Regions from separate parts of the Mus musculus genome. Here region 1 is linked to region 2. A link is a contact called in ENCODE Hi-C or POLR2A ChIA-PET data. All regions are on one chromosome and are shown on one strand. The core of a region is the stretch at or near the end of the contact, and the rest is flanking DNA. Distances in the headings are between cores, read along the strand shown. Region 1 has its middle 5.0 kb from the start of Mir181c. Region 2 holds the start of Adgre5 (adhesion G protein-coupled receptor E5).

The links. A loop is a pair of places that touch in the nucleus more often than their neighbours do. ChIA-PET counts read pairs that join two places held with the same protein, here RNA polymerase II (POLR2A).
Region 1: a loop to region 2 is called in a map of heart, with 2.2 times the contacts of the local background. The contact joins the enhancer-like site here to the promoter of Adgre5 in region 2. A Hi-C loop is called at or near these places in 1 of 37 maps with a recorded cell type or tissue (heart). POLR2A ChIA-PET finds 5 or more read pairs at or near these places in 1 of 5 experiments (Patski).

The regions. Positions count from the first base shown.
Region 1 is chr8:84,180,989-84,186,996 of GRCm38, reverse strand. No RefSeq gene overlaps it. Among named protein-coding and RNA genes, the nearest start is that of Mir181c, 5.0 kb to the right of the region's middle. Within about 2 kb of position 3,421, at least 1 of the 3 ENCODE cell types and tissues checked has a DNase peak (open chromatin) inside an H3K27ac peak, as active enhancers do; it is heart, where a contact is called at or near this core.
Region 2 is chr8:83,736,844-83,742,736 of GRCm38, reverse strand. Adgre5 (adhesion G protein-coupled receptor E5) reads left to right here and starts at 1,426. Exons shown (of 20, transcript NM_011925.2): 1 at 1,426-1,630. The coding sequence starts at 1,600. It overlaps Gm46046 (predicted gene, 46046), which reads right to left and starts at 1,451. Exons shown (of 2, transcript NR_168527.1): 1 at 1,121-1,451.

The sequences.
Region 1 (6,008 bases), core at 2,172-4,671, 440 kb before region 2:
TGAGCTCCTAAGGCGATGACAACCGGAACGTAGACTGGTCCCTGACTAGCAGTCAGAGATTCTCTCTCCGAACATTAACCGGTTCCGGAATGCATAGGCGCCTGCCTAGGTCCCCTGAATACACTACAGGAAGAGAAAGCAGACATCCGGAGAGAGGCCTTAGAGTGAGTCTGGAGCAGACTTAACTTCTAGGAATGGGGTGGGGTTATTTCGGAAGAGCCTTTTCATCGTTTTAGCGCTGGAGGGTAGGGGGCACTTCCCAGGCTACGCAGGAGGTCGAGGCAGAGTCCTTATTTGCAGTGGGAGGGAAAGCTGACTGAAGGGCATCCTGACCCAAAAACAGAGCGCTGGAGTCTGCTGCCCCCTACAGGACACTAAGCAGGCAGGAAACCCCAACCTCGAAAAGGACAGACTCCTTGGCTGCTGTGACAGTATTGCCTAGGGCAAAAGGCTTGCCTCTCTGAGACTCAGTGGTCCACCTGTGAATAGGACAATATCCCCTTAACTGACTTTGCTGGTTTGACTCTGACATGCCAGTCTTTGTAGCTCTGAGGGAGAGTCCAAAAGAAAGTTGAGGAACCTGTCCAAGGGTTGTCTCTCCAAACAGACATACAGAGTGAGTAAATGGGCGAGGAATGAACAGGCACCATGTATTCCAAAGCCATACTCCCAGGCTGAGCATGGCAGCGATGCCTGTAATCCCAGCACTTGGGAAGTGGAGGCAGATCAGAGATTCAAGGTCAATCTTGACTTTGTGGAGGGGTGTAGGAAAAAGACACATTGAGGCATTAACAACGCTGACTTCATCTATGAAGGCCCAATTACTATTACCTGTTTTGTTTTAAGATTTATTTATTTTGCCGGACGTGGTGGAGCACACCTTTAATCCCAGCACTCAGGAGGCAGAGGCAGGTGGATTTCTGAGTTCGAGGCCAGCCTGGTCTACAGAGTGAGCTCCAGGACAGCCAGGGCTACACAGAGAAACCCTGTCTCGAAAAACCAAAAAATAAATACATAAATAATTTAAAATAAAAAATAAAATAAATAAATCTTTTTTTTTTTTTTTTTGGTTTTTTCGAGACAGGGTTTCTCTGTATAGCCCTGGCTGTCCTGGAGCTCTCTGTAGACCAGGCTGGCCTCGAACTCAGAAATCCACCTGCCTCTGCCTCCCGAGTGCTGGGATTAAAGGCTTGCACCACCACGCCCGGCTGATTTATTTATTTTAAAGAGTTATTATGTATACAGTGTTCTGCCTGCATTTATGCCTGCAAGGCAGAAGAGGGCACCAGATCACATTATAGATGGTTGTGAGCTACCATGTGGTTGCTGGGAATTGAACTCAGGACCTCTGGAAGAACAGCCAGTGCTCTTAACCTCTGAGCCATCTCTATAGCCCCAGCATTTTGTTTCATTGTTTTGTTTTTGTTAGGACAGGATTTCTCTGTGAAGCTCTGGCTATTCTAGAACTCACTCTGTAGACCAGGCTGGCCTCAGAACTCAGAGATCCCCCTGCCTCTCCAGTGCTGGGACTAAAGGCGTGCGCCACAACCCAGCTGGTGTTCCTGTTTTTTATTTTCTTTGAGACTGAGTTTCATGTAGCTCAGGCTGGCCTCAAGTTCTTTGTAGGCAATGCTGACCTTGATCGGATGCTCGTACCTCTATTTCCAGAGTGCTGCACCACCTTGCTTCTTTTGTGCTGTGCTAGGATGGAACCCAGGGCTTTCTGCATGCTGGCTTAGCACTCCACCAACTTGAGCCGCACCCTCAACCCCCAAATTACAATGCACTCCCATTTATTTCCTCGCATACGCCTTACTCTGAACCCCAGAGAATTTTCCTGGGCCAGTGGAGACTTGTCTAAGTAGGAGGATGTCTGGAAGCCTATCAAGGAGAAACTGAGGCAGGAATGCAGTAAGGAGTTAAAGGAAGGCAGGCAGCCGACAGGAATCCCAGCGCTGCAGGCCCACAAAGGTAACAGCCTGGGTTTGAGGGGGGCTAAAGTCTTCAGCCCCCGGACTTGAGAAGGGCAAACATACATGCAGTATAATGTTGGCTCAGCCCCAGGCTGGTTTGACCTTCCTCTCAACTGAGCCTGTGCAGGACTGGGTATGTTTGGGAGCACTTGGAGGTCTGTGTGAAGATTCCAGAGCCGCTCAGCAGTGCTCTCTTCCTGTGGTGCTCAGGGTAGCTGCCACTTTGGGGTTCTGCATATGCATCTCTGACAGATCTGGAGTCCTCTTACCCCTGTGTGTGCCCATCCCAGGAAGAGCTTGTACAAGACCATATGTGCATGTGTGTGTGTGTGTGAGAGAGAATGTGTGTGTGAGTGTGAGAAAGTGTCTGTGTGTTTCTGTGTGTGTGTGTGCTCCAACTTCCAAGAAGCAAGTGTTAGGTGCCTGCCTACCTTGTGGTCCTGCTTCTCTCTGTAACCATGTAAGGCTGAGGTGTGTATTTGTGTACCCATTAGTTGTGAGTGGCGGAGACTGTGTCTGTTGGACCCTGTGGACATGTTTTGTTTTTTTGTTTGTTTTGAGACAGAACCTATAGCTCTGGCTTGTCTCAAACTCACTCCTTAGTCCAGGCTGGCTTAGAATCGCGGTACTCCCGCTTCAGGCTCCTGAGTCCAGCATTACCAGTGTGGACGGGCTCACCAGCTGTGTTCTGTACATCTTAGGTTTTTCCGAAAATCTTCGGGTTTTCCTAGGCTATGCCTGGGTTGTGTGTACATGGTGGGGTGTGATCTGTGAACCTGGGCTCTGGCTAGGTATATTCAGTTCTAAGAACATTCCGTGCTGTCCCTCAAAGAGGCGTCTGCCGCTCCCAGGTGTCCCTACGTGTGTGGCCGCCACCCCCTTCGTCCGGCGGGTGTACGCCCCAAGGCCCCCCTCGCACCTTCCCTGTCTGTGGCCCGCGTGCCTTTGTGCGCGCGTGCTCCCGCCGAGCCAGAAGGGCTGCATGCATCCCAGGTCCCTGCCCGCGCCCCGAGTCCCCCTCGAGCTGCAGCGTGGAGTACGAGGGCTTGCAGGCGGCCCGGGGCGCGCACGGCCGCAGCTGGACCCACCGGCCGGTGCCGCGCGGGGGCCTCGGGGGCGCGGGCGCGTGGCCGCGGGTTCGAACCGCTCGGTCCCTTCCCGCGCGAGCGGCCGGGTGGGCTCCCGGACCCTGGCGGAGCGGAGGGCGCTGCGGCGGCGGAGACGAGGTGAGCGCGGGCCGGGGCGGGGGGCGCACCTGCCGGTCACGGCCACGGCCGAGGCCTCCATTGTTCCCGGCCGTGTGGCCCGGGACGCCGCCTGCACCCGCCGCGGTCGCGAGCGCCTGGGCCGGGCCGACCGGGGCGCTTTGTTCTCGGGGCGCGGGGCGGGAGGCTGCCTCCGGGGGTACAGACCGCATCTGCACGGTGATCGTGGGGACAAGGTTTGCCGACTAGATCCCACCCTCCAAAAGTGGCTGCAGAAAGGAAAGATGGCCCCGATTACTCTTGCTGAGGAGCCCTAGCTTTAAAGCGACCGGGCGCCTTTCCAGGGGACCTCTCCCCGGAGGGCATGCATGCTGGGGCTGGGGGCCGCAGAAGCCACTTCTTGAGCTAACTGGGGGCTGAGAAAGTACCCCCATCACACTTGGGTTGCCCCATTTCCTTCCCACCCATCCCCCACCTCTCACAGCCGCACTTGCCAAACCAAAATTAGTCTCAAGTCATCAGACAAAGTCCTAAAAGCCACCCGCACGACACAGACACACACTATCCCATTAATAATCTAATTTCCTAAGCACACAGTCAACCACAACACTGACACTCGTGTACACACTGCACCCACAAAGGCCAGGAACATACCCCTGCAGAGGAACAGTCACTAGTGGAAGGTTGGGCACAATGTAGAGACACACCACACTGGTAGTGCCCACCCTCACCTGGTCACTCACACATCTAGAATAACTGACAACCACAGGTGCAGGACGGTCCCTGTAGTAACTTGGTGTGCAAATAAGGACACCCCTCGTGAGCTCAAAGCCGGTCCCAGCTATCCTGACACAGAAACACCAGAACACAGGTGTGCATGTTGACACAGATACCCATAGAGACAGTCACTCATAAAGCCATGACTCCTTATGGAGGTAGACCTGGTGGCACAGGCCAGTCCTCCTAGCCCTTGGGAGAGTGAGACAGGAGGATGGGAAGCTCAAAGCCTACTTGAGTTTCAGAGTGAACCTGAGGTCTTCCTGGGCAATTTAGAGACTCTGTCTTTAAGAACAGTGGAGCCCAGAAGTGATAGAGCACAGTTTTAATCTCACATCTGGGAGGGAGAAGCAGGCAGGTATTCTGAGTTCCTGGACAGCCTGGTCTATATACTGAGTTCCAGGCCAACCAGGGGTATACTGGGGAACACCATCTCAAACAGCAAACAAACCTAGACAAAGATCAACATCAAAAGTGAGCTGAGCATGGATGTTGCTTAATGGTAAAGCGCTTTGCTGATCTGGCAGGATCACAGGGCCCTGGGGTTTGGTTCTCGAAGTCAAAACAAACAAACAAACAAACAATGGAGCTTACCCACCTACTGGCATGGATGTCTGAGGACAGTAACGGTCACTTGCATACATAAAGACATAGACCCACAGGGAAAGGACACTCAGAGGTAGAGTCAAAAATGCAATATTTTGTTGTTTTTACTGAAACAGAGTCTTGGGATGTAGAGCCCTGCCTGGACTGAAACTTTATGTATAGATCAGGCTGGTCTCAAATTGAGAGATCTGTCTGCCTCAGCCTCTTGAGTGCTGGGATTATTAAAGTCATTCAACACCATGCCCAGCCTTTTTTTTTTTTTTTTTTTTTTTAAGATTGGCCTGCATCTGCCAGGTACAGAGGTGATAGGCTCTACAGCCACTGTGTCCAGCAACACTTATTGAGCAGTTATTATGGGACACACCTATGACTCACAGTGAATTCCCTGCCTTAACAGAGTTGGTATTTGAGTGGGAGACTGGCCCTGAAAGACACCATCCTTATCAGCTGACAGATTATAGTCACCCAGTTACTCTTGACAAACCCCGCATCCATACATACATCTGTGCACACATAGACCACAATTGGACACAATGAGCTTGACACACCCATCCACCTACAGTGTTGACATCACACATAAACAAGCCCATAGGATTGGCATATATACACTAATACACTAGTGGTGCCACCAACTATGGTACACCCCCCCCAGAGTCCCCTCCCCTCCCCCTGAGCTCCCTTTAGCAGCAGAGTAGTCTAGAGCAGACCTCTACTCCAATCCATTAACAGGTGTATATAGCAGACAAATGAGTTTGTGCAGACAGCCCACCGTGATGCATACCCAGGACCGCTCTGCTCCTTGTTAAAGAAGTTCAGAGGAGTAGCTGGAGTTCCCATCACTTCCTTGATCATAGCCCCTGACCCAGGAGAAGCCAGACCCCTCTCACTCATCTGCAGGCCTGGCCTCACATCCAGACAGCCTGGAAATTTGGGGCTTTTGGCCTACTTATAGTACATAGGAGCTCCTGTCTGAGCTCCCCCCCCCCCACTCCCCAGCCCCCTGAAAGACCCGAGTATCTGAGAAGCTCCTGAGATTAGGAGGGAAGGGTGGGTATCTCAGAAGTCGTGTAAGTATGGCAATAATAATAATTAATAATAATAATAAGGTCTAGACAACCTGGGCCACCAATGTGACCCTATGGAGATTCCCACCTGTCCTGTCACTATCCCCCCAATAATGGACTGTTTTCCAGGCCCTACCTACTCTTCCCTTCTGCCCAGCTGATTTACACACAGGTATTGCACACTGAACACTGCAGACCACAGGGCACAATATAGCAGACAGCTAACCCATCTTTTACTTGATGGTAGAGCTACCCCCATCTGGCTGGGATTGGCATTTCACCTCAACCTGACCTCTAGGACTTGCCAGCTGCTCAGAGAGACTGGGGCAGGCTCCACCTAGGTCATTCCCAAGCTGACTTCTGCGCTGCAGTGCCCCTGCTTC
Region 2 (5,893 bases), core at 177-2,676:
GCTTAGGCTTTGGAGACAGGAAGTCAGGAGTTCAGTGCCATCCTAGGCTACATAGAGTTGAAAGACAGCCTGGGCTGTTTGAGACCAGACCGTGTTTCAGAGAAAAAAAGAAAAAGAAAATCAATATTTTGAAAAATCACTAGATGTGTCTGAGAATGTAGTTCCCTTGGTAGAGTGCTTGTCCAGCATACACAAAGCCTTGGGTTTGGCATTCTTCCCGCCCCCAACACACACACATGAAAAGAAACCATAGTTACACAAGTAACTCAAACAGGAAGCCAGTGTACATCACATGACTCTCTATAGACTGTGGCAAGGTCAGTGCGTGTAACCAAAAAGCCCTGCCGTGGTAAGCCATGTCCCGTGGTCAAAGCTCTCTCTTCCTCTATTTTAAGTCCTTATTACGTTTTTTGTTTGTTTATTTGTTTTGGCTTTTTGAGACAGGGTTTCTCTGTGCAGTCCTGGCTGTCCTGGAACTCACTCTCTAGACCAGGCTGGCCTCGAACTCAGTAATCCGCCTGCCTCTGCCTCTCAAGTGCTGGGATTACAGGCATGCGCCACCACTGCCCGGCCCCTTATTACGTTTTATTTATTGACTTGTTTATTTAGTGTTTGGGTTTGTGTGTGGCACCGTGTGCCCGTGAAGGTCAGAGGACAACTTCCAGGAGTTGGCTCTCTCCTTCCATCATGGAGGTCCTGGGTATCAGAAATCAGGTCGTTAGGTTTTGGGGCAAGTGCCTTTACCCGCTGAACCATCTTGGTAGCACTTCCCTCCCCCACTTTATTATTTTTTATTTTTGCGATAGACTCATGCTTCGTAGGCCTGGCTGGCCTGCAACTCTTAAGTGGCCAAAAACGGCCTCCGGTTTAGCCTCTGCTTTCCAGAGAACGGTATTAGTATAGGCCAACGCAGCCATGCCATGACCCCTTGTCTTTTTGGGCAAGGTCTTTTGTAGCGCGGGCAGGCTTCAAAAGCGACAAAACGGAGGATGAGTTGAACTCCTGATTAGTGCTGGGATTACAGGCTAGCGGTCCTCTGCCGGCTTATGTGGCTTTGAGGCTAGACAGGGCCTCGGGCAGGTTAAGCAAGCACTGCGCACACTGAGCCGCATCTCCAAACCTTGATGTCTCTCGTTCCTGGACAGTCAGCCCGGCAGGACCCTCAGTCCTCTTCTGGTTCTTATTTGGCCCCTGGCTTCTCTGAACTTCAGTTTCTCTCTTGGAAAAGAAGCCGACAAGTCCTGCTGATGGGAAAGGCGAGGGTCGCCCAGGACATCGTTCGGGTGGGAGCTCCACCCAGCTCTGTCCGATGTGCCTGGTCCCCGTCCCAGGACGCCTGAACCACACCACCCAGCTCCCCGCGGGGGCGGGTGTCGGAGCCGCGCGCGGGGGGGGGGGGGGAGGAATGTTGCGTTTGTTCCAGACGCGGGCGCGCGGCGCGCCCTGGGTCTGTTTCCCCGGCACTTTCCTGTTACTTTCCAGCGGGGAGGACAGTTCCGGGGAGGGCCCTGCTCACGCCCGCTGCATAAAAGCCCAGCCCAGCCGGCCGCCACAGCCCTCTATCAACCCCAGACGCTGTCCGTTCCGTGCCGCGCCACCATGAGGGGCGTCAGATGCCCCGGCCTGCTTGGTGAGACCTCGGGGTTGCGCGGAGCCGGGAGGGAACTCGCGGGACGTGGCCAGGAGGGGCAGGGACAGTCGAAGCCGGCGCACCTGTGCGCCCCAGAGGGCTCTCCAGGGGGTGTCAGATCCTAATGGGCTTGAGTGTTGCCAGTTTGGAGACTAAGAGGGAGAAACTGAGGCACGGGGGCAGTTAAAGAGGGTAACAAAGCAGGCATGGTGTCACAGGGCATTAGGGAGGCTGAGGCAGCAGGGTCACCAATTTCAGGTCAGCTTGTGCTACACAGCAAGACCCTGTCTCAAAAGAACAAAAGAAAAAGAAATGCAGGCTAGAGGCTGGGGTGGTGCCGAGGTCAAGAGCATTAAGAGAGGACCTGGCTGGGTCCCAGCACCTATATGGTGGCTCACAAGTGTCTGTAACTCCAGTTCCTGGGGATTCACACTGTCTTCTGCATCCACGGGCAACAGACATGCAGTGCACAGACATACATGCAGTGTACAATAATACATGCAGTGCACAAACATACATGCAGGCAAAACACATACAGTTTAAAAAAAAAAAAAGCTAAAAAGAACTGTAGGTTAAAGTACACTTTGCAAACTGTTGCCCAAACAGACGCTCTCAATGTGAAGAGAAACCCACGTGAGGGTGCCCATTTCTTCGAGGGTGGGAACTCCCCCTGCCCCAGTCTGTCCCCTGCTGTCTCCGTGCCAGGAACAGGCAGAGAATCTCCTTGGGACTTGTCTGGGACGGAGCTGCTGGCTGAAAGGAACTTACCAGGCTGTGGTTTGAACTTGGCTTTCATCATGACTTTCCCGCCCCACCCTGGGTGCCTCAACCGTTGTTTGATGGCTAAGTCACCTAAGTAACTTGACAACAAACAGTGAAAAAATGGAACGGGGCACCAGCTGGAGTTACCCCAAGATATGGAACTTGGGGCACAAACTGGGGTCACCCTAACCACAATGACTGGCCTGAGTGCTAGTGACAGGTGGCAGGCAGCTCAGTAGCCATGGACCTAGAACCAGGAAATAGAGTCCCAGGGTGTCACAGTTGGTGGCAAACAGCTGCAGGGGCCTGCCTGGCTGTCACTAAGCTGGGTCACAGTGACTTTGGGCTGCACTTTCCTCCTCTGTAAAATGGAACAAGACCAGCTGTATTTTACCATATTGTTTCAAGGGCCAAGAGTTTGTGTACAAACTTTCTGGTTTACAGTTTGAATTAACTGAACATGTGGGTGTGGTGTCTGTGTCTGCTATCAGAGTACCTAGCGAGTAGAGGCAGGAGGGTCAAAAGTTCAAGGTCATTCTCTGCTGTATACTGAGTTTGAGACCACATGATACCTTGTCTTCAAAACCAACCAAGCAGCCTCGCTAGTTGGATTCTCAGGTTTTGAATCCCAGTATTAGAGAGGCGGAGGCAGGAGGCTTCCATGATCCTGGGAGTTGGAGGCCAACCTGGTCTACATAGTAAGTTCCAGGCCAGCCGGAACTACACAATGAAATACTGCAGGAAGCACAAAGGCTGCCCTACCCCCACTTCTGGATTCTCTAAGCAGGAGTCCCTTGGCTCCAGTCTGAGCTTGGGAAGTTGAACCAGATGTGTCTGGGAGCAGAAGGGAACGGCTCTGCTCCCGTTTGATTAATTTCCAAGTCTCCAGATGTAGGCGGTCTGGCTGATGCCTTTAGCATGGTGGGGTAGAGCCCAGCCCAGCCCAGGGGACAAGGAACCCCCCTGACTTGGGTAACTATTACTTGAGTCTACTGTCCTTTCTCTGGCCTGGTTTGATCACTCATCTTTTTTCCAAGCTCCAAGCCCTAGCTTCTCTTTGTGTAGATTGGACATAGCCCCGCCCCTACCTCCTGATCTTCCTGATGGCTGATGTTACTCTGAGTCTGTTTGTTTGGTTTTTTGTTTTTTGCTTTGTTTTTGTAAACAAGCTTTCAAAGTGGCTAAAATGACCTTAAACTTCTGGTCCTCCTGCCTCTACCTCTGAGTGCTGAGATTACAGATTTGCGCAAAAGGGTCTGGCTTCATTTTGAGTCTGCTTTGGTTTTAGTTTTGAGACAGGCTTTGGCGCTCGCTGTAGCAGCTCTGTAGCCGTAACTGGTTTTGAATGTGTACTAATCCCCCTACTTCTGTCTTGTTAAAATAGGGTCTTCCTACATAGCCTTGGCTCCCTAGGTAGACCAGGCTGGCTTCCAGCGGAGTTCTCCCACAGTGCTTTACCAGTGCTGGCTCTGAAAGTGTGCATCAACATGCACGGCTGTGGTTCCAAGTCTTAAAGAAATTACCTAAGGGGCTGGAGAGATGGCTCAGTGGTTAAGAGCACTTGCTGTTCTTTCAGAGGACAGAAATCGATTCTCAGGAACCACACAGTGGCTCACAACCATCTGTGACTCCAGTTCCAGGACATTCAGTGTCCTCTTCTTACCTATCTATGCCCCGGGCAATATGCATGCAGGCAGAACATCCATACACCTAAAAATAAATCAATATTATTTTTTCAAAAGTGACTTGAGGGCTGGAGGGAGGCCTCTGTCGGTTAATGATTTGTGTGAAGGAAGCTGGATGCGGTGACACACACTTGCGATCATAGTGTCTGTCCCTGGGGCTTGCTGGCTAGCTAGCCAAGCCTGCTTGATGAGCCGAGGTTCAAGGTAGAAGGCACCTCTGCTGTTCACATACAGACACACATACTGGTACTGGATGTTAGGAACTGTGCATTGCCCCAGGGCTCAGGGTGAAGGGAAGGTCATTTTGTGGTCTGTCCCACAAAGAGGAACTGAGTTCTGATGGGTGTGGGAGAATTCCAGCTCAGTGGCCCAAGAGGAGGAAGAAAGAATTCTGACTTGAGGGGACAACTGCCTGGCTGGGGTGCCCCACCTCAGAACACTCCAGTGTTGAGGGAGTGTTTCATCCAAAGCCTCTCCATTGGCTTGAGGGAAATCCAGTCAGACAAAGGTTGAGCTTTCAGGGGACCCTCTGAGCCCACTGTCCCTGCCCCAGCAACCCTGCTCACTGTGGCTGATCCCAGGAGTCCCCTGGGAACCTGGCATGCAGCCAGCCCAGAGATGGCTGAATCATTAAGGAAGTGACTCACCCACCCCCCACCAGCCCTTCTCCTGAGGGCTCCCTCTGGGATTCCTTTCTTGGGATTAGTTTCTTGCTGCTGTAGTCCCCATATTGGGATCAGCTAACCACTCCCCAGGCCTCCTGCTCCTGGGACAACCCCCACACACACCCACACACTCCGCCAAAACACACACACTCTTTTCTTCTGTACCGAGAGGGAAAACAGGGATTCACAGCTGCCAGGCCAGCACCTTCACACATACAACACACCAGTTTTTTTCTTGGTTTTTATTCTGAGACAAGCATCTATGCTCTGTAGCCCAGGTTGGGAACTTCCAGTGTCCTCCTGTGTTAGCACCCCAAGTAGTTGGCATTGCATGGCAGCCCCACTGCCTGGTTTTCTGTTCTCTCTCCCTCTCCCCCAGCCTCTTTTTAGATATATTTAGTTTGTGTTTATGAGTGCTTTGATTGCATGTATGTATATGCACCACATGCATGCCTGTGCCCTCAGTGACCAGAAGAGGGCGCCTAAGTCCCTGGAACTGGAGTTACAGGCTGTTATGAACTACTGTGTAGGTGCTGGGAATCAAACCCTGGGTCTACCGGAAGAGCAGCGAGGGGCTCTTAACTGCCGAGCCACCTATCTCTCCAGCTGCCAGTTTGGTTTTGGTTTTGTTTGTTTGTTGTTTTAGTCTGTGTATATGCGAGTGGTGTGTGTATGTGTGTGTGTGTGTGTGTGTGTGTGCACATGCCGTGCTCACATGCCGTGACACTGATGTAGACACTGGTGCTCTTCTTCCATCTTGTGGGCTCCCTTTGCCCCCTTTCATGTTTAGGTCCTAGGGATGGAACCCAGGGCCTTGTTTCAGTCAGGTTCCCGCTAAGCTACCAAGGTGGCCCTTGAGCTTTGTGTAGCTTTTAAGTGAAGAGCCTCCTGCCCCAGCAGCCTCCTGCCTCAACCTCAAGCTACAGGGTTACCCCACTTGCCTTCACACCCTGCTTCTCATCTCCCTCCCTGTCATCCACCTCTGCTTTCTTGGATGCCTGTCTCCAGTGGCTGCTCTGTTGCCCACCCTTGCCTTGGGTGGGATGCCTGCCAACAACATGAGGCATGGGCTGTGTTCAGCATTCACCCACCCTCCACCGCAGCCACTTCCTGTGTGTGAGGAGCCCTCTCTGACATGTGGGCACTGGGTC